Regions from separate parts of the Homo sapiens genome. Here all the other regions are linked to region 5. A link is a contact called in ENCODE Hi-C or POLR2A ChIA-PET data. All regions are on one chromosome and are shown on one strand. The core of a region is the stretch at or near the end of the contact, and the rest is flanking DNA. Distances in the headings are between cores, read along the strand shown. Region 1 holds the start of C2orf74-AS1 (C2orf74 antisense RNA 1). Region 2 holds the start of ALMS1 (ALMS1 centrosome and basal body associated protein). Region 3 holds the start of EHBP1 (EH domain binding protein 1). Region 4 holds the start of XPO1 (exportin 1). Region 5 holds the start of PPP3R1 (protein phosphatase 3 regulatory subunit B, alpha). Region 6 holds the start of POLE4 (DNA polymerase epsilon 4, accessory subunit).

Region 1 (5,117 bases), core at 1,382-3,881, 7.1 Mb after region 5:
AGGAGAGGGCATGAGGAGTCAGCAGTCCGCCGTCCTGAGAGGAGTGTGGGGCAAGTGCACCCATATTCCTCTTCTTGTCCCAGGGTACTCTTTGCCTGGGCAAAGCAGGACAAAGGAGTACCCTGAAGGGGAGAAGCAGTCACAAAAGCGATGGAAGGACAGAAAGGGACAGTACGTTCTGACCACGGAGGGGAGGGAGGCTCTGGCTTGAGGGCATTGTGTGGGGGATACCAGGCAGGTAGACTTCTCTCAGGACTAGAGTGTTGCCTCCTCCCCAGTGGGTCCCAGTTGCCACCCTAGAGACTCGCTGCTGGAGGAGAGCAGCTGGGAGGTGTTAGGACAAGCCCTAACAACCCGTCCTCTGGCTGCTGCCTGGCAGTGGCTGGGTCTTATCCTTGCAAAGGAGCCAAGAGAGATGGAAAAGACACAAGGCCCACAAGGTTCCTCAGGCCTTAGGGCTCGGTGCTGGGGTAGTGGGCAGGGAGCCAGACTGCTATGATCCAGACAGCAGCAGACACAGGGGGCTGCAAGAGAGGCAAACTCCCAGCCAGAGGAGTTCTGAGCCTGTTCTGAGGCGAAGGGGGAAGGGCTGAACACCCTCGTCTGTGAGAAAGGCAGCCAGCAGGGCAGAGGCTCGAGGCCAACTCACTGGACTGCTCTGGGGCACACACTCCAGATAGGAGCTGACTCCTGGGCTGAGGCTCAAACCCTAGCTCCTCCTCTTCCCTTCCCTGCATCTCCACAGACTTGGCTCCCTCAACAAGGACTGAGTGCGCACACGCTGTCTGCTCAGCCAGGATCGAGGCACCATTGGAGAACTGAACCCACAGACCCCAAAAGTGGACACACCCAAAATGCCCGGCAACTGATAAATGGAGAAACAGAATGCAGTATATGCACCCGTGGAATATTCATCAGCTATAAAAAAGAATAAAGTGCTGCTACCTGACACAACACAGATGACCGTTGAACACATTATGAAGTAAAAGAAGGCAGACACCAAAAAACACATCCTACATGATTCATCTATGTGAAATGTTCAGAGGCCAATCCAGAGAAAACGGGTGAGCAGACACCAGGGACTGGGGAAGAGGAGGGCAACAAGAGTGACTGCTCATGGGTCCAGGGTTTTGTTTTGGGGTGGTGAAATGTTCCTAAATTGATTGTAGTGATGGCTGCACAACTCTGTGACTATACCGAAAACCAATAAATTATACACACTAAATGAGTGAATTATGTCTCAAAAAAGCCGTTTTTAAAAGAAATCCCTACCCTACTGAATGACAGAAAGAGGGAGCAGGACAGTAAGCAAAATAGTTTTGTAAAGCAAGTTTCAGTGCCTTGGGGAAAAATAAAGTAGGGAAGAAAGATGGCACAAGGCAGGAGTCTCCAAGGATGCACAGAGATGGCTTTACTCAGGACAAAGACCTGAAGGAGGCAGGCAGCTACCTGGGGGAAGAGTGCTCCAGGCAGCAATGCCGGGAGACTCCTGTTCACAAGGGCCTGGTAGAAGAGGGCCCAGCTGACAGCAATGAGCTCTAAGCAGCTGCGAGTGCTGCGAGAAGGGAAATCCCCATCCTTCTTGGCCCATGGAACTCAAGTGTGGCCAGAGTGTCAGGATCTACCAACGCTGATTCAGGAGCCAGTCAGTGTGCCAGGCCCATAGCAGGGGCTGTAAAAACATTCGCTGAATGATGAACGCACTTTGTCCCCAGCCCCACTAGTACCCTGAGGCCCCTGTTACCTTTCCAGCCCAGTTTGATGTTCCACTCATAGAAGAAAATCAGCTTTCCTTTGCGGCTGCTGCACGAAGCCTCCCCTTCCACCTGCTTCAACTCGTTGATCTCGCCGCGGCCAGCGTCATTCTCCACAACGATGCCCACCAGGAGCTCCTGGAACTTCCCTTTGGACAAGCTGGTGGCATCCCGCTCTGTCCTGCCAGGGACCAGAAAGTCGTGAATGGAAGCCCCAGCTGGGATCCACCTGCCTGGGTGCCAGGGTCACGTCCAAGCCCAGCCCAGATCGGCCCAAGTCCTCTCAAGCAGCCTCGAAACCTGCCAACCTCCAATGTGCTCCTCAAACCTGCTTTCTATCAAATTCTTTTCATCCTGCTCAGTTCTTTAAGATATTATTGTCCACTATGCAAGTAGTATTCTGTCTTAAAAACACTGGCTTATTTAAGGGAGGAGGATCTAGCTAGCTCGCCCACTGGAAATAGGCAAAGCCTAGGCCACAGGGAAAGTAGCAGTAGTGAACTAATCAGAATCATGACAATACCAGCTATCAAGTGTCTTCGCATATACATCGTCTAATGTAATCTTCCCAGGCAATATTCTCACTTTAGGGGACAGAAACGAGCTGAGAGAAATGACATGTCCATCGGGCCAAGGCTAGGACACTAGAAAGTCAGATCTAGCTCACGCCTGTAATCCCAGCACTTTAGTAGGCCCAGGCGGGCGGATCACGAGATCTGGAGTTCGAGAGCAGCCTGACCAACATGGTGAAACCCTGTCTCTACTAAAAATACAAACATCAGACGGACGTAGTGGCACGCATCTGTAGTCCCAGCTACTCATGAGGCTGAAGCAGGAGACTCGCTTGAACTCTGGAAGCTGAGGTTGCAGCGAGCCAAGATTGCCCATGCCCTCAGAGCTCCTCCGGACCAGCCAAGTCATGCTCCTCTGGGGACCGGCCTCAGCATCCCCTCGACGGCCTGGAGGGACCACAGCCCCGGCCAGAGGCGCAGGGCAGAGGACATCCCTTCCGGAGGTTCTGCGGCGGAGGGCTGCCGACCTCTCCCCACGCGCCAGGTGAGGCGCGTAAAGGAAGGGGAGCTTGTCTCACTCACAGAGGGCCCGGCTCGCGGGAGGCGCCTGCGGGGTGGGCGCGAACTGAGATCCAAATTTCTGCCCTTTCCACTACGTTCCATACCCCCGCCCCTAACACAGTCTCTCAATCCAGCTCCCTTCTAACTCCCCGAAACATCCAGAGGGGTGGGCGGGAGGAGAAGGGAAGGCCCTCAGGCCACAGACGGTGGGAGTGGAAAGGTCTGTCGGAAGTCACTCTTGGGGCCCAACCCAACTTTCAAAAAGAGGCAGCTGCAACCCTCCTAGCCGGTCTCCGTACTCAAGGACTCTCCCGAGCCGAGAGGCGAAGGCCGAGCCCTGCGTCCAGCAGCTGAGGGGGGGCGGCCCCCTGACCCCCTGGCCCCGCGGCCCCGCACAGACCCCAGGGCAGCCCCGGCTCCCGCGGCCCGGCCCTCCCCAGATCCCGGAAGGAGGCCGCCGCCAGCCGCGCCAGCGCCAGTTGTTCACGTTGGTCCCGTCCTCCCGCTCCTCCACGATCCAGTGGGGGTTCCCCTGGCCCCACTTGGCCATGGCGGCGTGGACTGGGCGGAAAACAAGGAAAGGCCGCGGCGCCTAAGGCTCCGAAGCCAGCGTTTCCGGCCGCCGAGCCCCGGGGCGGCGCGTTCGCAGCTCCCAGAAACTGCCAGAAGGCCCCGCCCCCGGCCCCGCCCCGCCCTGCCGCGGCGCGCCCGGGAGCCCCAGCCGGGATCTGGGAGGCGGGTCGCGCGGGGACGCGGGGACGCGGGGACGCGCGGGCGGGGAGGGGCTGGGGCCGCCGGGGTTCCGCTGCGCGTCTCCTAACGCTAGGGCGGGACGGGGCTGTCTGGGCCGCCTGCGAAGGGCGGAGGGCGCTGCAAGTCCCGCGGTGCTGGCGGGCTCGTGATTCCCGGCGCCGGGAAGCAGGGCGCTGAGTAGCGGGTGCCTGAGAGTCCAACCGGCAGTGTAGACGCGACACCGCCGTCAGGTGGCCTCGGCAGGCTCCCTATAGCTCTCGAGGACACGACCTCGAACGCCCAGGTCGCTGTAAGACCGGCCTTTGGGGCCACAGCGCGCACACGTCACACCGTTTGCGGATTTCGCCTAAGAGCGAGTCCGCGCCCAGTTGCCGCGCTGCGGTTTTTTCCGCGACGCAGTCTCTCGCCCTCCCCCCTTCCCGGCACCTTTCCAACTAGTCCCATGTTACTGCGGGAGTATTTCCATTTTATTCACGTAATAATCCTTTAGAGAGAACGAAAGAATGTGATTGCAAACGCATGTTACTGCAAACTGATGCACTTTATCATGGAGTATTAATGATTCCTTTCACGAATTTTCGGCTTCTAGCTAAAACTTTGCACGAACTATTTGGACAATGTTACTGGGGTGTTCTCTGCTAACTACATGGGTAGTTAGCACAGAAATGGGTAGAACAGTGAAAAGGTGGAAGCATCTGACTGTTCTCTTCCCCTGTGCCGACCTGTCCTTTGCCTGCGGTCATCCACGAAATACACTCACGAGTGGAGACATTTTCTCCATTTGCCTACCGGAGCTACCACCTTCCAACATTATCTTCCAGAAAGCTACAACAGTCATGTAAACACACTGCTTAAAGGCGTTTTGACCTCAAAACAAAAAGACGTTTTGATTTCACCTTTCACACTTCACTAAAGCAGCTATAACAGAGTCACATGAAGGAGCAGCGTGGTGGGGTTGCCTGATCTTAAGAAGCCTCATTTCCGCTGCTAAGGAGCTTGCACTTGGCCATACAGGCAATGGGCAACCACTGAGGCAACCTAAATGGAGAAATGACACGATCAGATGTGTTCTAGAACAATCAGTCTTGGCCGGGCGCGGTGGCTCACGCCTGTAATCCCAACACTTTGGGAGGCCGAGGCGGGCGCATCACGAGGTCAGGAGATCGAGACTATCATGGCTAACACGGTGAAACCCCGTCTCTACTAAAAATACAAAAAAAAAAACTAGCTGGGCGTGGTGGCGGGCGCTTGTAGTCCCAGCTACTCGGGAGGCTGAGGCAGGAGAATGGCGTGAACCCGGGAGGCGGAGCTTCCATTGAGCCGAGATCACGCCACTGCGCTCCAGCCTGGGCCACAGAGGGAGACTCCGTCTCAAAAAAAAAAAAAAAAAATCATTCTTACGGACTTTTGGACAATGGACCAGGGTAAGATGGAAACTGGAAGGAGGGGGACTTCTCAGGGTGGAGAAGGGGTGACAAATATTCAGGGATGAGAGGTGTTCAGAAGTGGAATGTAAATGCGTCAGACACTGGGGTGC
Region 2 (4,683 bases), core at 1,703-4,202, 5.1 Mb before region 5:
CATATGTTTATCACAGCACCGTTCACAATAGCAAAGTCATGAAATCAACCTAAGTGTCCATCAACAACTGAATGGGTAAAGAAAATGTAGTATGTATTAATATACATTGTGGAATATTATGCAGCTATAAACAGAATGAAATCCTGTCCTTTGCAGCAACATGGATGGAGCCTGGAGGCTATTTATCAAGTGAAACAATTCAGAAACAGAAAATCAAATACCACATGCTCTCACTGGTAAGACAAGTGGGTACAATGGGTACACAGAGGCATAAAGATAAATGGGTACAATAAGTACCCACAGACATAAAGATGGAAATAAACAGACACTGGGGGCTCCAGAAGGAGGAGAGAAGGGCTGAAAAATTACCTATCAAGTACAATGTTACACTATCACGTACAAAGGTATATTATTTGGGTGAGAGGTTCACTAGAAGCCCAAACCTCACCATTATGCAATATATCCATGTTAATTACGTGCATATGTACCCCCAAATCTAAAATTAAATTAAAATTTTGTTTAAAAAACTCCTCCTCTAGGCTTCAAGATAAAGTTTGAATATTAATAGTTATTCAAGCAAGAAGTCACAGGACAAAATAAAAGTTAGAAGACCTAGTCAACAAGTGTGGCTTTAATTATGGTCTCTATGTAAATGACTTACAACTTGAAATCTCTAGCCCAGCCTTCTCCTTCAATCTTCAAAACCAAACTCATAATCTTAAGACTCACCCAACCAATTCCACCACCCACTCACAGCCACCACCTCCACCATAAATCTGGCCATATCTTAATATTGGCACAACCATTCAAACAATAACCTAACACCTGGCTACTTCACCTTTCACATCCCATCCGTTATTAAGTATGATGATTTTGCCTCTTAAATATCTCTCAAATCAGTCCACTTTTCCCTGTATCCACCAACACTTCCCTATTCCAAACTTTCATCATCTTTTGCCGGGCAATGCTGCAATGGTCTCCTAATTTATGCCCTTGACCTATGGCTACTGCTCCCCATCCCACCTTGCTATCACAGCTGTTCCACACTCTGCTATACACCTGACCTTTCTGAAACACCTAACTTATCATACATCCCCTCGTTTCAAATATTTTCTTCAACTCCCCAAAGCTCCAGAGATAAAGCCCCTAAATCCTTGGCATAGCACACAAAGCCTTGCAGTCTGTGCTCAAACCACGTTGGCTTCTGGGTCCTGGAAAATGCCATGCTCTCTCTCATCAACAGTACCTTTTCATGTGTTTTTCCCTCAGCTAGACGGCTCTTTCCCTCCCCTTTGCCTGATTAACCTTAAACTGTCTTCAGATATCAGCTCTATCATAACCTCCTCAAGAAGGCTTTCCCAACTTCACTGACAAGGCCAGATTATCTTACTTTATGCTTTCATAGAATATTAGCACATATATTAGTTTCACTTTATGTGATCATCTGAAATCTGTCTGCCTCCCTGTCTAGACCATGAACACAAGGAAGGCAGAGACCAAAAATGTTTGGGTTCACCAAGCTTTCCTTAGCACCCAGCACAATGTGTGGCACATGGTGAATTCTAATAATACATGTTCAATGAATTAAGTACCCCCTGGAATATTCACCAGACAAAACAACAACTACTGCTCATTAGTGACAAAACTCTACACCTTCACTGTCTGTGATGATGGAACTGTTCCATTATCTGCTCTGTCCAACATGGTAGCCACTAGCCTAGTGTGGCTGCTGAGCACTTGAAAACCGGTAAGAACAGACGCATGGAATTTTTCATTTAATTTATTTTTAACTCTTACTCAAAACTATAATAGTTTTCTCTTTAAGATGTAAAAAGCCACACGTGGCCAGTGGCTACTGTACTGAGCAGGGCAGGTCTTGCTCCTCGAAAAGCAGTAAGTTAAAAAAAGGGGGGTAAGGGCAGCAAATTAAATGGAGAGTTATTTTCAAAATGATCTTCGGGGGTCTACCATGAAATCGGCTTTCTCCATTGTGTATTATCTGTGCTTTGTAGTTTTGCAGACTGTTTGGAGCCGCATCACAAGCCTCCTGCATTCCAAGCCCCTCCTATCGGCTGGGGAACCCCTTTATTGCTACAAATGATGGTCCAGGGGAGGAAAACCCGCGGGGAGCCTCTCCAGACTAAGTGATCGCGCGGTGTACATTATCCACATTACTCCCTCAGGGGAGTCCTGCAATTCAGTCAAGCTCATCTGTTCACTGTCTCCCCAACAAGATGCTCCCCAGGCAACCACTCGCTCCGGTCCTACACCGCCTTTTCCCTCCTTCAAGGCTCGACACACCCGTGGTCCTCTCTCAGCGTTTCTCACGGGGAATGCAGGCTCCCCTGAACGTCTACGGGAGTTCAAAAGGCCCAGGACCCACCGAGGGGGAGGAAACGAGAAGTCTTTGCCACAAAGCCTGGGAGACGCGGAGCAGCCGGCCGGCACCTGGGCTGGAGTCTGGGCCGCCTACTAGCCTCAGCTGCGCGCGTTTTCTCCGTCAGGCGGCGTGACCTGCGGGCGGGCGGAGCGCTCGGGGCCCAGCCTCCACCCCCAACTCGCCGCGGCTCCACACCCCTCCCCGGCCCGCCTCACCTTCTCCAGGGAGGTCCGCTCGCCCTCCGAGTAGCGGTGCTGCGGGGGCGACAGCGGAGGCAAAATCCTGCCGGGGTGCGCCTGCAGCCAGGCCTTGGCCTCCTCGTCCTCCTCGTCGTCTATACTTTCCAGATGCTGGGGCCCGTAGTGAGAGTCGGAGTCCAACTCCCGCCCCGCCTCTTCCTCCACCTCCTCCACGACCACTACGTCGTCCACGTTCGCCGCCGCCGCCGCTGCAGCCTCCTCCTCTTCCTCCTCCTCCTCCTCCTCCTCCTCCTCCTCCTCCTCCAGCTCGCCCGGCCATGGCAGATCCTCGGGCTCCATGTTGGTGTCTCGCTCTGGGCGGCAGAGGAGGAGGAGGAGGGGGGGAGGGAGGGGAAGGGGAGAGCCCTGACTGGCGGTTGTGGCCCAGCTTAGGCGCAGTGCCGCCCGCCTGGGCGGGGCCGGAAGACCGCGCGCGCGTTGCTAGGGACGCCGCGCGAGGCCCGGCGGGAACGCCTTAGGGCGGAGGTTTGCTACAGGCGACGTTGCCGCCTCGCCGCCGTCACCGGCCGGGACCTTGCGAACTGTACTGTAAGCTCACAATAAACCGGGACTGGGCGCCTTCCGGGGCGCAGAGGGCCCCGCGCAAGGACAGTGTAGTTCTCGGCTGGGGTCGAGTTTCGCCCCTGCACAGAGAAGAGATCAAACTCTAGGACGTACCCGTTATAATCACACATGCAAATTATAAAGTTTTAAAGGTTGAGTATCTCCTAAAGTGTCAAGCTGTATGGTGGGCGCTTGAACCTAACCGTGGAAAAGTGTCACGGGTTGTTAGAGGGATTAAGAACTGGGCACTGGCATCAGAAAGATCGGAGTTTGAATCCTGGCATCACCACTTAAAGTGGTGTGACTTTGTGTTTATAAAACGATGATAATAGGCCATCGCATAGGATGGGTGTGATAATTAAAGGAAATAATCAATGTGAAGGACTTAGTGATAGGTTGGTTATTGTACAATAACTCATTAGATGCTCACGGTTCTGTGAGACAAGTATTACTATTTCATGTATGAAGAATCTGAGGCTAAAAAAATTAATTTGCCCAAAGTTTCTTACCTAGTAAGTGGCTGACTCAGTATGCCATCCCAGGTCCTCTGTTAGTGTAGGAATTGCCCTGGCCTAGACCAACCAGCTGTTAAAGGATAACAGAGCAAATATTTATACTGATAGTACATATGTTTTGGTGGTTCGTCAATGACTTTGGAGTGCTTTAAAAACAAAGATTTCCTGACCGCTTCAGGAACCTCTACGAAATGAATGGCAAATTAAAGTATCTTAAGATGCCATGTAACCAGACACCACCTGTACCCCCAATAACCTATGGGGAAAATTTTTAAATTAAAATTTTAAATAATAATTATAATCTTGAGATGCTTCACTGTTACCAAAGGAAATAGCCATAATTAAAGTGGAGTCCAGCAAAAAGTCTTCATGGTATTACCCACAATAGTAGAGATACATTGATAATGATGCTGAACCAATGTTGGTGGGGCAATTTTAGGGTTATTGCCAAGGATGTATGTCCTGCCTACCTGTCAATGACCCAATCCTGGCAAAACTTTAAGGGTAGAACATGAACTGGAGCCCAGTCTTGGAGTTCTGTTGAACACCTCTAAATGGACTATGAGTACATTAGGGTTATTTATTCTTAAGGGGTTTAGGGGTTCTCCTTGCCGGAGACCTATTACTGTAATAGTAGAAAAGAATTTATTAATTTTGTATTCCTGAATGTGAAATCTCAATGTTTATCTCCAGTAAGAGGACACACATTTCACTGATATTAAATAACTGTAAAGCTTTACCTTTTTAGAAACTCCGCTATCTTTTTGCATCCACAAATTTCAGGAAAGATAAAGAGAACTAATAGAATTCTAAAAAATAGCTTTCAAAGTTCTCTAACTTCCATCTAACTTCCAAAGCCCAAAGTACTTCTATTTGCCTTGATGGCAATAAGGTCAGTCCATTCTAAGGCCCATAAGTTATCTCCTTCTGAGTTAATAACAGGCTTCCTCATGTATTTGTGAATTACTTCCAATACTAGATGCTA
Region 3 (4,675 bases), core at 770-3,269, 5.5 Mb after region 5:
ATAGATTACCATCACCCCACAAGAATATAGACTTCTATATTAAAACTCTATTAAATCATATGCCTGTTATATTAAAATATACGGATTAATGCTCACAATATTTCAGTAGCCATTCTTTGTCTCCTTAAAATTACAAAAATCAAAGTTATTTTAACACTAATGATGAATAACCTCAAAACCAAATCTATTGTATTTAGTGTGCTCTCACAGTTACAGTCCTCTGAGCCATACTGAAGCGCAGTAATTAAAATCCACAGGGATGGTACTAGCAGCAACAGTGCACAGCACAGTACTTGTTAGAGTTATCTGCGCCCCACCCAGCTTCTACACACTAGTGCACTATAGAAAGGTAAATATACTATCAGAAGACCCAGAGTTTAGGCCACAGTATGCTTAGGCCACAGCACAGCAAAATCTACCTCCAGGTACATCTTACCATTTCTTCGTACACTCAACCATGAGCTCCTGGTAGGAGGCCACAAACTGGAACTTGGATGCATGTTTTCCCACACGCTGCAGTCTCTTCCAAACTGAAGCCATGATGATCAGTCAAGACACTGGAGCAGTTCTGGGTTAGCAATACAGCAGCTTTAATAATGCAGAGGGTCCAAAGCAAAGGAACTTTGCATGTATGTCTTTTAAAAACTCAACTACAACTCGAAATGATGCTTGGGGTCCATAAGTCTTCTCCCTGTTTCACAGGGTAAATCCCATCTTAGATGAATGGCCCAGTCAAGAACACTATGATATACGTGACAGGATGAGTGGGAAGGGGTTCCCTCATGGAGACATCACCATGCCACCTCAGGGGCTATATGATGGGTATTCTGGAGGGCTGAAAAGCAAAACAAAGACAAAAAGAGAAAGAATATGAGGAGAGAATCATGAGAAATGACTAACCACCCATGTTAAATAACGCTGCAAAAGACCATCCCAGTTCTCTGCATGTCTTTTAAACAATGAAACAAAACACTGACCTCAAAAGCCAGTAACATCAAGGATGCAAGACACCAAGGAAGAAATTACAATTCACACCGAAGACGTGGAGCGACACATCAGGTAGTCAGCACCAACAACAATCCAGAGAGACGGTAACTCGGGGCCCTACCTCCCCCTGTTAGCATCACTGAAGGGCGAGCAGAGCGGGAAAGTCTAGGGATGCTGTTTAATGTCCACCGCCAGAAAGAGGGAGAAGTGGAGTATTTTTTAATAAACTTTGTTTTTCAGTCGATAATTAATAGCCTCAAGTCCGACAATATGTGCTTGGAACAAATTAGGGAGCCAGGAGGAATGCTATTTTTCAGTCGGAGGGAGGAAATGGATGGGGAACGAGGAGTGGAGGGAAATCTCCAGGCAGAGAGAGGGCAATGTCCCGGCTCCAGGCCACTTGGGCTCCTTCGCTGCCAACCGGAGGGAAATGGAAACTCCTGCCTGGGGGTGAAGCAATGACCAGCGGGGCAAGTGGACTGTGCAGGGTGCGGTGCCTCCCTCCCCCATCCTCAGGGAAACAGTCCGCCGGAGCCCAGTCTCCTCACGCACGGAGCCCAGACCCCTGCCCCCCAGCGGAGACAGGCGGTGGCTCGTCCGCGGTCCCTGTCACCCAGGCGATACCAGAAGACCCCAGCCCGGACCCCGAGCCCCGGCCCCGCCGCTCGTCCACTCCCGCCCCCTCCTCACACCTCTAATCCCGCTGTCGGGCTGAGTCTGGCCCCGTTCCCTTCTCATAGCCGCTCCTCCGTCGCCGCCGCAGCAGCAGCCGCCGCCGCCACCGAGTCCTCCATCCCCGCCGGAGCCACATGGAACAGCCAAGCCAGCCACGGCGCTCGCGGTAGCCGGGATCTGCAGCCCCTCAGGCGGACGGCGCCCCTCACGCCCACCCCCTCCCTGACAGATCGCCCCGCGACCGTCCCCCACCCTACCAAGCCCTGCCAGAGCCACCGCTCAGCGCCCAGCACCCCCTCCCCCGCCTTTCTCCTCCGCCACCATCATCATTACCTCCCCCGCCGCACCTCTCACACTAACCCTACCCACGGCAGCTCAACCTCCACCGCCCCGCCGCCATTGGCCAGGCCCCGCGCGTGCCCCGCCCACCTCGGCGGCCGGGTCTTACAGCGGCTGGGGCACCTCATTGGTAGAACTGCCTGCCCATCACAGGGGCTCCGCCTTGCCCTTGCTCGGGAGGTGGTTTTTCCCCGAAGCCGGAATGCGACGCACAGGCTACCTTTTTTTTAAAAAAAAAAAGAAGGAACCGACTAAGGACGATCCCGCCCGTTCTTCTGATTGGCTTGGAGAGGGAAGCGATAGGCGGGAGGAATAGGGAGTGTTTATAGTGAACTGCAAGGTGATTGCAGAAGGTGGCTGTCCGTCAAAGGCGCCGCTGGTGCGGGGCTGGGTTTCTGGCCCCTAAGGGTGATTGCAGACCTAGAGATTGGCTTCGCTGCAGCTGTGGGCAGTGCAGCTGCCTGTGGGTTTCTCTCCTGTTCTCATCTCCGCCAGGACCTGGGCGCGCCCTCTCCTCCGCCACTGGCAACTAGGGTTTTTGCGCATAGCCTTTATTTCACCAGTTCCTCCTGGGATCTTACCTGACAACCTGAAGTAATGACCCTGTCAGGCACCCCCCGACACCCCGGCCGCTCCCCGCCCAACATAGAGTCAACTGGTCTTCAGTGGGATTGAATCAGCTGAGCTAGACACAAAATGTGTACAGTACAATTTCTTATTGTTCGGAGTCTTCAACATTTCTTTGAATCTTGGTTTCCTCTTCGCTGTCGGACTCTTTTGCCCCTAGTGAGAACTGTAGATGGATTTGGGAACAGCTAGCATATAAAAAGGGTGGTCAAAGGCAAAAAGGAGGAGGCAGAGTGAGGGCAGGGACACTCAATCTTGTTAAAAGAGCCAAGGGCCCTTTTGAGAATATGAAAGCTACAGATACTTTCTCAAGGGGGAAAAAGTGTTCTGTCTCAAAACACAAAAAATTGTTTTCAGTTTTAGGTGGTTCACAGACCCCTGGTGTGGAGAAAGAGGACAAAGAATGAAACTTCAGGGGAATCCTAGCATCTAAGGAATAAACAGAGTAAAATGGGAAAGAGACCGAGAAGGAATAATCAGAGAAGTAGGCGCATCAGCAAGCTATGGGCAGACAGTTTGGAAAAAAAAGAGAGGCAAGCTAACATAAAAAGAAAGCAAGCGGGATGGGTTCTGGAAACAAGGATCATTCAATCTTACGAAGGTTGGAAAGCAGGGTGCATGGACAAAGTAGCTTGAAAGGTGTTAGGGTCTAGGGAGGATTCTTTCAGGGACAGGAAGAGAGAGCAGTGATGGGTGAGAATTGAGTCCATCTGTAGACATTGGGGGCCAAGACAAAGTGGAGAGACATGTTGAAGAATCAAGAGAGATGGGGAGACAGATATAAGGCTTGAATCCAGTATCTAATTCAATTTCCACTTTCAATAAAGAAAATGATCTAATAATACAAGAGCACAGTGTGCATTTTACAGAAAACAGCATAGTTATCGCTTATTTTGCTAGTCAATTCTAAAATGTTAAGATAATCGTAATAATCATATTGATTCTTATTTTCTATTAAGAGTTCTCTGATGTCCTTCCTGAGTGGTTTACGAAGTCACTACAACCTACAGCCATTATGATCTCATATAATAATATATTCTGCATCTTTAGTAGGCTTTAAGTGTGTGGAGTTTTTTAATGGCTTATTTGTAGAAATGGTCATAAATTATTTTCATCCAAGTTACCCTTCAGAAACAATCCACATGATGATCAGAAGGTTTTTGCACCCTATTTATTACTGTTCTCTGGAAGTTCTCAAACTTTCTTATGTGGTCATTCTGGTTTCTTTTAACATGCTTCCCTTACTCCAAAGGGAGAGGGGGAAGAGAGAAAAAATAGAGAGACTGACTTTATTGTAAAGAAATTCCCTTAAAAGTAATAAGTTTTAAATGGTGTCTTAAAAAAAAATAAAGGAGTAGGATCCCTAGGGAATCTTCCTCAAGTTGTGGAAAATTTCAAGAGACTGATAGTTTCTTATGACAGCTCTTCTTTTTAGGGGAAATATTTGTCTTGGATGTAAACTCTTATTTTTCCTTCTAGACACCAAGGTAGCTAAGAAGAGATCAAAGTTAGAATCGTTTACTAAATGAGTGAAGGAATTAAGAACAGCTCTTGACCCTGTTCTGCCACTGACCTCATGTTCATAGGCTGTCTCCTGGAGGCCCTACAGAGCAGCTACTTCTTCCCCCTATAACATTTTAAAAAACAACCTGTATACTAACTAAATTTATTGAAGAATATTAAATATAGAATATGTTCAGCTCTTTTGGCCTGCTTTGCTGATAGTTATTGAATACCGAGTATTAATCTTTTTTTTTTCTTGAGACGGGGTTTCTCTCTGTCACTCAGGCTGGAGTGCAGCCTCACCCTCCCAGGCTCAAGCAGTCCTCCCACCTCAACCTCCCGAGTAGCTGGGACTACAGTCGCATGCTACCACGACTGGCTAATTTTTTTTTTTTTAAGGAGCAAGTCTATTAACTGATAGGCTAATTTTTCATACTTTTTGTAGAGACAGGGTTTCACCACGTTGCCCAGGCTGAACTCCTGAGGTCAAGTGATCTGCCTGCCTCAGCCTTCCAAAGTGCTGGGATTGCAGGCATGAGCCACT
Region 4 (4,809 bases), core at 180-2,679, 6.7 Mb after region 5:
AAAATGGCTTGATATTATTCATTTATGTAATGAATAAAAACTTAGGTCTGAAAATCATCCAAAATAATTCTGGTACATCTAAACATTGAGTTGTTGCGTTTTTCTTTATTGGAGGGGGAGTTAGAATAAGTGGTGCTTTGAGGTTAGCCATAGTCCATCGTGGATGAACATTTGCTAAAGAAAATTGTTATTAATTCAATAAATCATTTATCTACCTCTTGGTGGCACAAAGGGCCTAGTAAATTTTGGTGGGCTATTTGCTCTTAAGCAAAGAACAATCTGTAAAGCTGATTTGGAGGACGCTTGGGAACAAACGAGAGGCAACCACGTGAAAGGCAACGTGCATGTGACTTTCACAGAAAATACTATTTGATGATGATTTAGTACGTGAAGTGCAGCTAGGGTAAAAGGAAAATCTGAGTGTTGCAGATCAAGGGCACCAGGTGGGACGCAGTTGGCATGCAAGCTCAGCCAGCCAAAACATGCGCTGTCAAACCAATCACTTGGGATTACAATGTTTTGGTTTTCAGGAAAGGTTGCTTGTTGAAGCAGCCAAATTCCAGCCTGGAGAGACAGAGTTGAAATTTTAAGGAGACTTTCCCAAGAAGTATTTCGATATCTTTTCCGACACCCTGAGAAGATCACGAGGCGCCAAGAATGCACGCCCTGCGCCTCACCCCAACCCCTCTCTCAGCTACCTGGCCCCAAAACCAGGCCTCTAAAATGGATTAGAGAGGTCTGGGGCCTAAAATTGGCCTCGGAAGCGTTCTTTTTCCCTCTTTTCTCCACCCCTTCCAGAGTTCAAAACTGGGTGTGCCCTCCCTTTTCCGAACGCAGCCCCCATCCGAAGGGCGGATCCTGATTCCCGCGGGCTCAGGCCCCCGCAGGTTGGCGGGAGCCGGTGGGGGCGGGCCGGCCGAGTCCGGGGGAAGCAAAGAGAACGCTGCCGCGCGCCCCGATCAAACTCGCGCCGCCACCAGCTCACGAGCTGCGCCCCACCCTCTCCGTCACCGAAGAGGCCCAGCCAATGAGCGGGCGAGAAAGGCCGGGCCTGCGAACTAGGCACCGGGAGGGAGAGGGCCGCAGGGGGAAGGGAAGTCGAGAGCTCGAGGGCGGGCTGCTCTTGATTGACAGCTCGTTCGAACGAATCCTCCACGCGGCTTTCCTTCGCTCTCTTTTCTACTCATCCCTGCTCTTCGTCCCACCTCCTCCTCCTCCACCCCTCTCCTCTTGCCTTTCGACCCTCCCCACTTCCCCTCCCCCACTCTGCGGGCAAATCGCTGCTGAAAAGAGGTAGGGGCCGAAGCGGCGGGCTCGTGTGGAGCCGTGAGGCGGGATTGACTGGCGCTCGGGCCAATGAGAGATAGGCTCATGGCGCGGCTGTAGCTGGAACTGACCAATAGGAGGGCGGGCTGGGGGCGGAGGCCCAGGTTCCAAACGCTCCGCGGCGCCATGGGCTGAAAACTCAACCGAGATGGAATCTCCCAGTCTGAACCGGTTTCAACCGGTTCCGAGTTTGAGGCACTAGGAGGAGGGGGAGAAGCGGCTGCAGCGGCCGCGGCAGGAGCAGCGGGAGCTACAGCATCAGCAAGAGCAACAGTAGCTACAGCCCCGGCGGCGGTGCCTGTTCCAGTCTTTGCTGCTGCAGTCCGTGCAACCACCCAGAGGGGGAGGGGGGAACCACCAGTCGCTGAGGAACAAGAGAAGGGGGGAAAGTTTAGGCGAGCCTTGGGGGGGGGGGGGCCAGCGCCGGAGCCGCGTGAGAGAGGGAGCCGTGTTTTGGTAGGGGGGAGTCGGACTGCAACTGGCAGCAGAGCGTCTCCCCGGCCGTGTGGACTCTACACCCCCTACTCCTGCCGCTTCTGCTGCTGCCTGTGGCTGGAGGGTCCCCCTGGGGCTGAATCTTTGGGACTTGACCCCGTTCCCTCCCCCTTCCCTCACTCCCCAGCCGGGCGGGAGCATTTATTCCCCAGATTAATTCCCCTTTTGGGGGGGGGCGGGTGTGTGTGTGTGTGTGTGTGTGTGTGTGTGTTGGGGGAAGCGTCCCTGAAATAGTAAATATTATTGAGCTCTTTTTGCCCTTTTCCTGTCCGTTTTTTTAATTTCCTTTTTTGAGGTGGGAAAACTGAAACCCACCTTGATTCGTCCCCTCTCCCCCCTCCCCACCTTCCCTCGCCCTAATCCCCCAACGAGGAAGGAAGGAGCAGTTGGTTCAATCTCTGGGTAAGTCGACTGTGTCTTCGGGGCCGAGGGTCGGGCGGCGGCGCGGCCGGGCGGGCGGGAGGAGGCCGGCGTGGGGCGCGGCGGCGGCGGCCGCGGGAAGCGAGCCCGGGAGGCGGCGGGCGGGCCGGGGGCGCGGCGGGCCCACAGCGGAGCCTGCGATTGAATGGAGCCGCTTTTGCCGCTGGGGGATGGAGGCGGGGAGGCGGCCTCGGGAGGGGAGCGCTTGCTGGGTCATTCGCGTGTGCGGGTGGCGGTGGAGGAAGGCGAGGAGTGTGATAGTGAAGCGGGGCCCCGCGCGGGGTGGGAGGGGTTCCCCAGCCCCTGGGGCTGGGGAGAAGTTGGGGTGATTTCAGGAACATCTCTGTAAATTATTAGGAGTGGAAGTTTCCAGAAATATTTAGTGCAGCAGCATTGAAACGTCCGCCTGCATCACGTGGCCCCCTCGGTGGAGAGCTTGGGATGGGGGAGGGAGGGGCTGCCGACTCCCTGTTCCTCCAGCAAGGAAACTCGAAAGCTCTCCGGTTTTGCAGAGTGGCATGTGAAGTAGGAAAGATCAGTTTTTCAGGGGCCTGCACATGGGATTCCGTCTTGTAGTTCCTTTTCAGGGGTTTGAATGTGATAAGTTGGTTAAACCATTTACTGTTGGCCTTGTACAGTGGAGGATGCCCTGATTCTCCTTCATTCCGATGTCTGTGAGTTTGGGTTGGGTGGGAGGAAGTGGTGTAGTAGAGGAAGCATTCAGTACTGGCTCAGCCCGGACCTCCTCTGATCACGCCGAGGCCATGCTGCATAGAGAAAGGGGCGGTGAACTTAAGGCGCCTGGTCTAAATGCCTCCTCCGAGTAAGGGCGGGGTGAGTGCGTGCTCCTGTGTGCTATAGTTAGAAGGGCTGCAAATCGGTTCGGGTGGGAAGCGAGGGGAGGGCGGGCCCTAATGAGGTGTGTTTTTCCTGAATGAAGCGGGCGATTGCCCACACAACCTAAGGAGCAGTCTTTCGCCTTGTAGCGACTTGTTTTTCACCTAGTGTGAAGTTATTAAGCAACGGTTATGATTTTCTGGGTTTTGTTTAGGAATTGGCATTGGGTGTCACTTGTAGAGTCACATTATCCATTAAGCTGGATAATCCCTAGTGTATGTTATCCAGTGAGTGGATTTTAGGATTGAAGAGCCCAATGGGAATGAGCGTTCGTGGTTACACCTCTCGCACTATGGCTTGTTTGCTGTCTGATTGTATATCTTAAGTGTGGGACACTGCTGTTAGTGGAAAGAATGTTTTGGAAGCGGTTTGATTTGGGGGACTAAATGTGCTTGGCATTGACCACAAAGCCGCCATTTCTGTACTATGTACAGTTCAGGAATAGGTAGGTGATTTCGAAGATAGCCGCTAGTTCTAAGGATGGCAAACTACTGTATTTAAATCCTTCTATTCTAAATCTCGTTTTTCACATCAGTCTAGTTCGGAGAATTTTATAAGAACAGTGTATTTGAAAATGAAACTTGTAAGAGTCATTTTCTTAATCCTTTTTTGTTTTAGCATTCAACTATGGTAGTAAATAGGTGAAAAGTTTGTTCAATATTTAACCGAAATATTTGAAAACTTTTGATACATGGATCTTGGTGCTTTGTGGACATTGCTTTTAAGCCTCAAATAATTAAGATTGTTCTGATCTTTTAAATTTTATGGTACTTGAAGGTGGAGGAGAGTTTACACATTCATTTGTGGAATATATATTTCCTCTCAGTATTTAGATCTTAAGGTTTTTTTGTGGTGTGTAACAAGTATTCTGCTGTTTAAAAACGTTTGTTTAATGCCTACTACGAAACGTTTTGAAGTCTCATCAGTTTTGTCAATAATGGACCAATTCTTGAACTCCTAATTTCTTGAGTTTTACATTATTTTTACATCATATCAATCATAGGTGACTCATCTTTTGGAGTTCTAATCTGTTGTAACAGACGTTATATTTAAATAAGACAATTGCATTAAAATAGAATTTGCTGCCATTATTGTTATGGACATTTTTAAGCTGTTATAAAATAGCCAGGAATTAATGACTTTTTTTCCGCCCTGCCAAGCTAGTTTGTCTAAATATAATGTAAAGAAATTAGCTACTCATTTTCTGGTCCACGAAAGTTCCTAAAATGGGAAGAAGTGGAGATCTGACCTTGTTAGTTCTAAATACACTAAACTGGGAGTGCCATGGATGGCTTTCAGGATGTCCTGAATCCTCTATAATTGTATACAAAATCGTGAGTTTTTAAAAACTGGGTTAGAGCTATTGGTTCCTCAGAGTCTCAGGCATCTTAGACCCCCAAAAAGGTTAAGGACTACTGACTTAACCAATTAGGTTTGAGTGGCATTGGCTTTGAAGAAAAGCAGAGGAAAGATATATTTTATAATTCTGGGCAACAAAAAAGTGGATGTGTGCCAGCATCTTAGAGTAGAATCCTCTTAAAAGGATAGCACTGCATATGAACTAGTAGGTTTTAACCAGTGCATATTTAGGCGAAGTAGCTCATTTTTCTGTTAGAATTCTTTTTTATTTGGGAATGGGCAAGCTTTTACAGCTTTTACCTTGCCAATGAA
Region 5 (4,485 bases), core at 1,175-3,674:
TAACACTATTTCCTGTCATCAAAACGAAAACTGGTCACCTTTTATTTCTCCCTCTCTGTTCCACACATCCACTATGTTGCATAGTCAGTCCATTTTTGCTTCATGTTGTTCATACTCGCCTTTCCTTTCCTCTGCCATTGGTATCCCTTATCACCTCATGCCTACCTGTTACTAATTCTTGTAACTGGCATCCCTGTCTTAAGTGTTTCTCCCTTCAATTTATCTGACATAATTCTTTCTGATAATCATCTAAGAGCTTGTTAAATTTTCTAGGAAAAATAAGCCACAAAGATATGTCCATTACCTCTTCATTTATCTAGTTATTTAAAAACATGTATGCCTTTAGCAGGGCTATTTGGTACATACATTTTTAAAAACACATATGCTTCTGCAGGACTGTTTGGTACCTGTTCCCACTCACACTAAGCTTTACATCAAAATTTAATGGAAAGAGACAAAAAGGAGAATGACTACTTACCATACTTTTCCCCTCAGCCTTTTGATGAAAAACCTATTAAAGGTGCATTTTGGATTTACTTATCTTACTGAATTCAGACTAGTATAAATTGCCTCCAACACAACAAAATTATGGGTTATTTTAAATCCACTGTATTCCAAATAGCTCGAATTCCTTCTTAGTGCATACCCCTTAGTTAAAATAATTTGATTTTCACTGAAAATGTCCAAGGGACACAAACAAATGCAGTTAGCATGATTACCTCTGGTAAGTGGAGAGAGGAAGAATTTTGCATACAGTACTTTTTCTTAAAAAGCACGTCTTTTTATGATAAAAAACTAATTTTAAATAGTATACCTAGAAAACGTTACACATATACCCTAGGGACTTTTTCTTGTTCTGTAATATGTTAGTATCAAATAGCAACATATTTAAATCAAGAAACTTGTGGAAGAAAGTGTCCCTTCTTGGCCTTTCCTTGATACATTCACTGTGTGACACAGCTTGTTATGTCTAAGTTCTTTTCCTTATTCATCCTGACACAGAAGCAAAGTAGCTCCTGAAGGGGGAAGGGGAGGGATGGAGGGGCGGGGAGGGGGGGATTGACAGAGAGAGAAAGACAGAGAGAAAGAGAGACAGGAACCATTTAGTCCTAGGGCAAATCGCTGAGCGTTTATTAGAAAAAAATGCATGCTCATCATATGGAAAAATAATTAGCACATAAAAAGAATAAAGTTCTCATGTAAGGATCATTAAGACTTTTTTAAAAAAAAACAACACAATGGCTTTTTATAAAATGACTCAAAGGCTTTATCAATAAGGAGTTTCCGATCACTCAGAAAACATCCTCTCTCTCTCTCTCACACACACACACACACACACACACACTCTCAAACACACACGAGTGCGGGCGATTATCAAGGCTTGTAAAGGAATAACTGGTTAAAATAGTTGCAAAATGTTTTCTTCGTTATCCTCATCACACCTCTCCTGACAGCTTTATTTCTTCTCTCGAACATAAATTTCCTCCTTATGCTTTTCTGGATGTAATTTCCTATTGTAATCTGAATTTTCTGGGAAGATAATTGCCACAGGAGTGGATATAGCTCTACTAAAAGGATAAGCGGGCAATCTACATTCGAGTTTTTTTCTTTTTTTAAACAAAAACTGATGGACTCCGCCAAAGGGGAGTCTGGACGGTTTATGGGAATGCAGAGCTGGGTGGAAAGTCTTTCTGCGAGTGGGAAGTATCCCTTCTCCTCGTTTGCCCAGGTTCTCCCCACGCCTCGGGCTGCGGCCAGCTTTGGCTCGCTTCTCTGTCTTTGCAACCTGGTTCCTGACTCTGCCAATTCATATTACAGATGGGCCTGCGGGTGCTGCACCGGGGTGACAGCAGTCCTGATGGGCCGTGCAATTCTGTAGTGGATCCAAGTCGGTACACGGATGCACAGATACCTTTGACTGCCTCTCGCAGGACTTGGATTTTTCCTGTTTTTTGGTGCGGCATCCGGGTGGTTCTGACACCCTAAGACTGCTCCTCTGCTCCTCCTCTCCCGCAAGGCTTCCACTCCAGGGCCCCTGTCCCCCTTTCGCTAGCACTCGCGCACCCCTCGCGCTTCCTCCCGCCGGGGAACCCTCGCATTTCCTCCTTCCCCTCCCAGCCTTGCCTTCTTCCCCGCCCGCCTCCAGCCACATGACCGGAAGGGCTCCGCCACGCGACGTCACCGACGTCCGCGCCCCCGCCCCTGGCCTCCCCCCACCCTGCACGCAAGGGGCGGCCGGCTGAGGGGCGAACGTGGTCCGCGCGCTCAGCGTTCCCCAACCAGAGCTCGCCAGAGCGCCGCGGCACTCGCCGCCCAGCGGGGCGCGCAGGTTCCCGGATGTGCGGCGCTCGCGGAAGCCCCGCCCCCGCCCCGCGCGCTGCAGCACTCCGCTTTCCCCTCCCTCTCCGCCCTCCCCTTTTTTCGTGCCTTGAGGTTGCGGGTCAGCGCGAGCCGCTGCAGTGAGTCCGTCACGGCTCCGGCGCGAGCGCGAGGCTGCAGCCCCCGAGTTTCCCGGCCGTCTTCGCCCCCTCTCCCCCTCCTTTCTTCTTCTCTGCCTCTCCTGCCTCTCGCCGCTGCTCCTCCCGCGCTCTCCGGCTCTGAATCTCGACCTTAATTTATTTCCCCCTACCCTGCCCGCTCCCTCGCGTGCCCAATCGCCCGGCCGGCGCGGGCCCCGCGGCGCCGCCTCCCCTCCCCCACGCGCGCCCCCTCCCCGCCGGCGACCCGAGGGCCGCAGCTGGGCCGCCGCCGCCGTTTCCTGCGAGCCAGCCTGAGCGCAACACTTCTCCGAGCCAGCGAGCCAGCGAGCCGCCGACCCGCCGAGCAAAATGGTGAGACCTTGGCTTCCTCGATGCACCATCCCTCCCCCTACTGCCGCCGTCCGGGTCGGGTGCGGGGGCGAGCCCCGACGCCCCCGGTCGGCTGTCCCCCGTGGAAAATTCCAGAGACCCGGGCCCGGCGGGTCCCGCGGCGGTTGCGGGCGAGCCGGAGAGGGCGGCGGGGCGGCTGCTGACAGGACGGCGGCGGGGCCCCCGCGCCCGCCCCCGGCCTCTGCGGGGCGCCCCTCTGCTGCTCGGCCGCCGCCCCGCCGTCGCCCCACCCCCGCGCCGCCGGTCCCGCCCGGCATCGACCCCCGCGGGCACCGCTGACCATCAGCCCGGCGCACTCTCCTTCTCGCGACCCTCCTCCACGTGGAGCACCCCCCTCCCCTCCACACTCACTCTGTTTTTCGAGTTCGAGGGTATTCTGAAATCCTTTGGAAATAACAATATGTGGCAAATGGCACTTTACATAAGACCCACTTACTCTCCAGAGCTGCTGCTGCTTCCACTCACTGCCTGTTTCCCAGCAGTGAGTCTTGGCAGGGAACCCTGCCACTCACTTCCCCTCTCCTGCGAGCGTCGGTTTAGCTGCGGTGCGCAGCCCTGCGGGGTTTCCGTTCGCTGCTGCTTTGCTCGCTGCCCTGGCGAACCGGAAAGATCCAAGGTGTTTGTTCACGAAAACATACGCGAACTTGGTTTGGGAGAAATGGGGGCGCTTAATTTTTCATGCTTCCGTTACTACCAAGGGTTTTTTCATTTTCTTTGGTACCTTCTTGTGTCTCTCTCTTGGAGTGGTTGTTTTTGAATCATGGCGATTTTAATTTGTCTTTCCTTACCCTCACATTAATCCCTAGGTAGAATTCGCTGCTGTAGTGTTTCAGACCGACGCTAGGGGTGTGTCTCCCGCCTCTGTCGCTGCAGCCAAGAAATCAACGACGCCCTTTTAGCCTGTTACCTTACCGGTTCTCTCGCTCGGGGAAGCCCTAGTCGTTAGTTTCCTCTTTGTAATCAAGAGTTGTATACACAGTAGAGAAAGTTCAGAGTGCTATTCCGCGTATATCAGATACTCCATCATGCGATTCAGTTATTAGGCTTTCTCTAAAAGTCTTTGAACAGTTGTCAGAAGACTTAAACTGGTTGACGGTGGGTAATTTCTCGCATCTTTTCCACTGTATGGTATCCCACCCTGTATGTAGAATTTAAGTGCTTCAGTGTACGTGGTGGATTACTGAAGGGAGGAATGCTGTTGCTTACAACTTAAAATCGATTTGGTGAAATCGATTTTAAGGGAAGAACGTGAAATTAGAATATTCAGGTAAGTCAGCTTTTATTTAAAATATAGGGCAAATGAGTAAGTGCTTACTGGTGCACTTAAAACCCAGATTAAGAGCAGACTTAAATGATTGCCGATTTTGATGTGTAGAGAAAGTTTTTCCTTGCCAACTTGCGAGGCAGCTCAGAGAGGCAACTTTGGCACCTGAAAGTCACAAAACAATTTAGGAAGATCATAGCCATTCATCATATAATCTTTTTGTTGGCATAGTCTTTTGAAGTGAAGAATTGCATTTCAGTGCTTTAATAGAATTTCCTTATGCACATGCTTTACTTGAAGGTCAGGATCTTGAAGATCTTTGTTCATTGCAGGGAATGTTTTTACTTAGCT
Region 6 (5,022 bases), core at 120-2,619, 6.7 Mb before region 5:
TGGGCAAATGAGGGCATTTATAAGATGCGTCCCTTGCTGCCTTGAGATCCATATCTACTCTACCAGCAACTCTTATATATATTAGCTGTCTCCCTAGAAGAGTTAAGAAAAGCATAGGCAAATACCATTCAACGCGGGGGTTGGGGGCCTCCTAAATTACCCCTAAATTATTTATTCGCTTTGCTCTTAAAGTTGTCAGAGAAGAACGTGGCAATAGACGCAGGGCGCATGAGAATACGGTATACGAAATCTTACCCAGGTGAGGGTTCCCAGCCAGACAAGAGTCAGAAATCAAATCCCCAGTTGCTAGGTGAAAAAGAAATATCTTTTTCTGGTGCAATTTGGCAGAAGGTATGAAGGGATCCAGTCCGCTACGGCAACCCCAGACACCTTCACACACTGCCCCGCCACCCCAAGCAGACAGCCTCTACAGGTAGGGCTTCCTGGCACTGTGGCCAACAGAAACCATCCTGGGGAGAGACGCTGTGGCACCTCTCAGATCAGAGTGACGTCTTCTCAACCTGCACAAGGGGAAACCAGCCCAGCCCTCCCTTGTCTGTCCCCAGACACTGCAGTGCCACTCTACCCAAGTCTCTCCTCTGAAGGGTTTTCCTTTTTCCCTGCTGAGCGCAACAGTAGGCATCTTTTGCAATGGTCTCCACAAACAGTTCCTGTGAAGTAAAAAAGCAAAGTTTTAGTAATGGGTTCTAACACACTGAGGAGGTGAGGGCTCCGGTTTGTGGGTGGGGGCAGAAAGGGAGAAGAAAGGCTCGGGGCAAGAAAATGTTCTGGAAGCTAAGATTGTCCTGGACTTCATGAAGATCCATTCCGCTACCCTCTTCCCAGTATTCTCCCTCATTCACTAAAGACTCCTACAAGTTCTGTACGAGGCCCTGGAGATACAAATTAAAGTCACTCACTATCCAGGTCCTCAACAAGAGGGAGGAGTGTTAACAAAACTCGCACAGGTCCCCGGCCCCTTTCCTCCGCCTTCCGGGTCCACGCCCACATCTCAAAACCCGGGCCACGCCGCCCTAAGCCCCGCCCGCGGGAGGCCCCGAGGCCCCGCCCCACACTCCACCTCCCCCACTCCCGCATGCCCTCGCGCTGCAGGCGCACCGCGGCTCGTGCCAGAATGAAGATGGCTTCCTGTCCCGCTAGCGTCACGTCGGGATCTGCCTTCACCAAGGCCTTCACTCGCGCCAGAGGCAACCTCGAGAGACGAGCCCCAGGCACACTCGTTGGGGCCTGGGGCTGCGAGGCCGCTGCCTCCCCAGCAGGTCCCTCCTCCTCTCGGGGCGTCCCGCTTCCTGCCGCCGCCGCCGCCGCCATCCCGGCCTTGAGCGTGCTGCGCGCGGCCGCCGACTGTGCGCGCGCATGCGGCGCAGGCCCTTTCCCGCGCGGGCTGGAGGCCACACCCTGTGTAGGCGCGCGGCTCCGCCCCTACGCGGCAGTGCGCTGCCAGGAAACCGGGTGGGCGGGGGTCGGGCTCCGGCTCTTCCCACGCGCCTAGCCACCCGTGGGCTGTCGTGCACTTGGTTGACGCTACCGGCGACCCTCTGGCCCCGACGGGCCTGTGGAGCCCAGGCACCTCCCATTGGTGCCTGTGCCTGGCTGGTGAGGGGAGAAATCTAGACCAGGCTCGCAAGAGAGTCTCCGTCAAAACAGAGTGTGCATATTCCAAGGCTAACGAGGGCACGTGTCCGAGGGAGGCCCGGCCCTGGAGGGCCCAGCATCGTGGAAGAGGGTGCCAAGGAGGCAGCGAAATCTGGACCAAATTCAAGGATAACCAGTTATAGATGCTCTTGAAGGAGGGGTAGGGCTTTTGGCAGGCAGAAATGAAGAAATTCAGCCCAGCCAGAGGAAACAAGAAAAAGTCATGGAGGCTAGAAAAGATGAAATTGTGGTGGTGAGGCATCCACGTTTGTTCAAAAAGAGGTTGCATCACAGCTTTGGTTCTCAAATTTGACCTCAAGATCCCTTTACGGTCTTAAAGATTGTTAAAGAGCCCAGGGAGCTTTTGTTTCTGTCAGTTATATCAATACTTACTATATTAGAATTAAAGTTTTAAAATATTGATTTAAAATTACTAATGCGTTACCAGCTAACAAACAACATTTTTATGACAAGTAATTTTTTTTAAATCTAGTAAGAAAAGTCTCTAATGTCTGATTTCATGTGAGAACTGGATTCTCTAGCTGCTTCTGTTGCTAACGTTAGCACTTCTCAGGTAGCTCTTAAAAAACTACTACATCTTGAGAGAATGTGAATGAAAAAGGCAACCTCATAGTAGTATTAAGAAAATAATTTTGGCCTCATGGACTCCTGAAAAGGGTCTCCAGAAAATTCCCACCCCCATGAATCCCCACACCACACTTGGAGGTCTGATAGCGTAGAGGAACAGTTAATATTTAAAATAGGTTTAATCTAAGTCAATCATAATAATAGTGAACACCTTTAAACATTTACTATGTGCATGATTCAAAGTGTTTTAGATTTATGTAAATCATAACTTCTGTAATTTTCACAATACCCTATTGAGGTAAATATTATAACCTTCTTTTTCAAACCTTATTTGAAAAAATTGAGGTGCAGAGTGGTTACTGAGTCGCATACACAGGGCAGAATGTGGTGAAGCCAAGATGAAGCTGAATTAAACACATCTGAAATCACTCAGTTCCAAAATTATGTAGTAAACTCTGACTGGTGTAGGAGTGGAAAGGTGTGAAACCTTTCTTTACCCATTTTAAGGGTCACAGCTGACACTCCTATAACACACACAAAAAGCCTAACAAGTCTAATCAAAGTTTTACATGACATGAGAGTCCAAAAATGCAGACCATGAGACCTAGAGGAAACTATTTTTATGCTTAGGTTATATGAAGAAGGGATCGCTGTGTAGAAATGTGATTAGAGGCCTGGTACGGTGGGTCACACTTGTAATCCCAACACTTTGGGAAGCCAAGGCAGGAGGACCGCCTGAGCCCAGGAGTTTGAGACCAGCCTGGGCAACAGATGGAGACCCCATTTCTACACACACACACACACACACACACACACACACACACACACACACAAATTAGCTGGGTATTGTGATCCTATAGTCCTAGCTACTTGGGAGGCTGAGGTGGGAGAGTTGCTTGAGCCCAGGAGTTCAAGGTTACAGTGAGCAATGATTGCACCACTGCACTCCAGCCTGGGCGACAGAGAGAGACCCTGTGTCTTAAAAAGAAAAAGAAATGGGATTGGACAAAAAGGGAATGATAATAGTCTAATGGTAATAGACTGAATGGGGAAACCCAGCAAGGCCTGTCTGTTCATATTCTTCTTGGCCTCCCTGTGTAGCATTCCTTCTGGTATTAGGGCAGGACCCTTCTGGAATGAGGGTCTTCAAGGGAGAAGGCAGAAAATAACCTTTCTAGGTTTTACGACTTGCTTGGAGGAAGGAGAATTCTAGTTTCTATGACCTGCGTTGGGAAAGAGGAATTCTGGTTTCCATGACTCACTGCGAAGAGTGGTGATGTTACAGTGGGTAGCTAGTCAGACACGAACAGGGCAGGATAGGGCCCCCACGCTCCACCAGGAATGTCAGAAGATCATCAGGTGATGGTCAGACAGTGGTCACACCGCCTCTCTAAAATAATAATTGCTCATAGCCAGCGCCAGGGAAAGGCAGTTTCCCTATAGATAGAAAAACCCTGAAACTGATGATCAGGAGCTTCCTGATGAGATCTCAGGAGTTGGGCGAGCGGGCTCACGCATGCACACTAAGAGGCAAAATGGTGGAATTTAACTGATATATGACCTTCTGGGGGCATTCTACTGAAAAAGGGAAGAACGCCTCAGGTGAGCATGCTTACAACTTCAATAAATACACTGCACTTGCTCCCCTCCCCAGCGCTAGCAGGCTACTGTGCATTTCGACAACCCACCCCAAGGGAAGAATCAGGGTAGAAGGGATGCAAGACCCCAGAAGTATGCCAACACATAAAAACCCAAGTCAAAAGGTCAAACCTTGCACTTGTCCTTCAAGTCACCCACTTGGGCCTCTTCTCAGTGTACTTTCCTTCCTTTCGTTCTTGCTCTAAAGCTTTTTAAGAAATTTTCACTCCTGCTTTAAAACTTGCCTCAGTCTCTTCTTTTGCCTTATGCCCCTCAGTCGACATCTTCTGAGGAGACAAGAATCGAGGTTGCTGCAATTTGCTGCCAGTAACTGTAATAACTTCTACTGCTTACAGTGGAAAACAGGACAGGAGAAGTTCAGAAAGACCTTGCTTCTGAGGCCTTTCCAATTTTCTTCAGTTCAAAGTACTCAGCATTCCAAAGTACCATACTTTGGGGTATCATGTAATGAGCCCCAACCCTGAATTAGCACAGAGACACTCCACTATAGCAGAATAAGAGTCTTGGCCCAGAATTAAAATCTGCAGAAGAGGATATGAGTTGCTGAAAATTGAACCAGAGCAGCCATTAGGGCCTCAGTCCTGGGTTCTTTTCAGATTACATTTATGGACACTCTCACTCATGGAAAGCTCCACACAAAATTCATAAAAGCATGACCAGATTCTTGTGTCACAGTGCACAAGAACACCTCACAAGAGCTATACTCCAGCAATCGCAAAGTAGCTAAGTACTAAATTGACCTAAATTCTGAATTAACATAAGACAGTTGACAATGGTGGGGGTGTTACTGGACCCCACCACTTACCCAAAGTTAGCCTTTGGGTCAGGGGTTTCCTTGCTAGAGTCCTTTCGTGGTCACCAGAAAAATGTTACAGGAAAGGGGTTCTGATCCAGACCCCAAGCGAGAGTTCTTGAATCTCACACAAGAAAGAATTCAGGGCAAGTCCATAAAGTAAAGTGAAAGCAAGTTTATTAGGAAAGTAAAGGAATAAAAGAATGGTTGCTCCATTGGCTGGGCAGCCCTGAGGGCTGCTGGTTGCCCATTTTTGTGGTTATTTCTTGATTATCTGCTAAACAAGGGGTGGATTATTCATGTCTCCCCTTTTAAGACCATATAGG

What was found. Hi-C counts contacts between places; a loop is a spot of excess contacts on that map. ChIA-PET counts read pairs that join two places held with the same protein, here RNA polymerase II (POLR2A). Pooled maps may share reads with other maps.
Region 1: a map of naive thymus-derived CD4-positive, alpha-beta T cell shows a loop between it and region 5 (18-fold over the local background). The contact joins the promoter of C2orf74-AS1 here to the promoter of PPP3R1 in region 5. A Hi-C loop is called at or near these places in 1 of 168 maps with a recorded cell type or tissue (naive thymus-derived CD4-positive, alpha-beta T cell) and 8 of 50 pooled maps. POLR2A ChIA-PET finds 5 or more read pairs at or near these places in 1 of 52 experiments (naive thymus-derived CD8-positive, alpha-beta T cell).
Region 2: a map of CD8-positive, alpha-beta T cell shows a loop between it and region 5 (18-fold over the local background). The contact joins the promoter of ALMS1 here to the promoter of PPP3R1 in region 5. A Hi-C loop is called at or near these places in 2 of 168 maps with a recorded cell type or tissue (CD8-positive, alpha-beta T cell and naive thymus-derived CD4-positive, alpha-beta T cell) and 5 of 50 pooled maps.
Region 3: a loop to region 5 is called in a map of B cell, with 13 times the contacts of the local background. The contact joins the promoter of EHBP1 here to the promoter of PPP3R1 in region 5. A Hi-C loop is called at or near these places in 2 of 168 maps with a recorded cell type or tissue (B cell and naive thymus-derived CD4-positive, alpha-beta T cell) and 7 of 50 pooled maps.
Region 4: a map of CD8-positive, alpha-beta T cell shows a loop between it and region 5 (20-fold over the local background). The contact joins the promoter of XPO1 here to the promoter of PPP3R1 in region 5. A Hi-C loop is called at or near these places in 2 of 168 maps with a recorded cell type or tissue (CD8-positive, alpha-beta T cell and naive thymus-derived CD4-positive, alpha-beta T cell) and 12 of 50 pooled maps.
Region 6: a map of CD4-positive, alpha-beta T cell shows a loop between it and region 5 (10-fold over the local background). The contact joins the promoter of POLE4 here to the promoter of PPP3R1 in region 5. A Hi-C loop is called at or near these places in 2 of 168 maps with a recorded cell type or tissue (CD4-positive, alpha-beta T cell and naive thymus-derived CD4-positive, alpha-beta T cell) and 7 of 50 pooled maps.

Annotation. Positions count from the first base shown.
Region 1 is chr2:61,175,799-61,180,915 of GRCh38, reverse strand. It overlaps C2orf74-AS1 (C2orf74 antisense RNA 1), which reads left to right and starts at 2,631. Exons shown (of 2, transcript NR_183879.1): 1 at 2,631-2,810. It also overlaps the pseudogene AHSA2P. RefSeq lists an enhancer at 1-424 and a silencer at 3,176-3,725.
Region 2 is chr2:73,384,105-73,388,787 of GRCh38, reverse strand. It overlaps ALMS1 (ALMS1 centrosome and basal body associated protein), which reads right to left and starts at 2,952. Exons shown (of 23, transcript NM_001378454.1): 1 at 2,596-2,952. The coding sequence starts at 2,919. It overlaps LOC105374804 (a long non-coding RNA gene), which reads left to right and starts at 3,107. Exons shown (of 4, transcript XR_007087053.1): 1 at 3,107-3,335. RefSeq lists enhancers at 2,164-2,403, 2,444-3,193 and silencers at 2,464-2,633, 2,794-3,193.
Region 3 is chr2:62,703,057-62,707,731 of GRCh38, reverse strand. EHBP1 (EH domain binding protein 1) reads right to left here and starts at 2,019. Exons shown (of 23, transcript NM_001142616.3): 1 at 1,680-2,019; 2 at 437-835. The coding sequence starts at 540. RefSeq lists silencers at 1,683-1,762, 1,883-2,142 and an enhancer at 2,173-2,312.
Region 4 is chr2:61,534,976-61,539,784 of GRCh38, reverse strand. XPO1 (exportin 1) reads left to right here and starts at 1,429. Exons shown (of 25, transcript NM_003400.4): 1 at 1,429-2,223. RefSeq lists enhancers at 87-876, 1,445-1,704, 2,799-2,858, 3,579-3,638 and a silencer at 815-954.
Region 5 is chr2:68,250,471-68,254,955 of GRCh38, reverse strand. PPP3R1 (protein phosphatase 3 regulatory subunit B, alpha) reads left to right here and starts at 2,424. Exons shown (of 6, transcript NM_000945.4): 1 at 2,424-2,831. The coding sequence starts at 2,829. It overlaps PPP3R1-AS1 (PPP3R1 and CNRIP1 antisense RNA 1), which reads right to left and starts at 3,353. Exons shown (of 2, transcript XR_001739527.2): 1 at 3,222-3,353. RefSeq lists an enhancer at 1,305-1,974 and silencers at 2,065-2,504, 2,765-2,814, 2,995-3,104.
Region 6 is chr2:74,954,990-74,960,011 of GRCh38, reverse strand. POLE4 (DNA polymerase epsilon 4, accessory subunit) reads right to left here and starts at 1,369. Exons shown (of 4, transcript NM_019896.4): 1 at 1,120-1,369; 2 at 587-671. The coding sequence starts at 1,332. It overlaps LOC105374809 (a long non-coding RNA gene), which reads left to right and starts at 1,133. Exons shown (of 5, transcript NR_187884.1): 1 at 1,133-1,280. RefSeq lists silencers at 921-1,160, 1,231-1,490 and enhancers at 782-1,282, 1,283-1,783.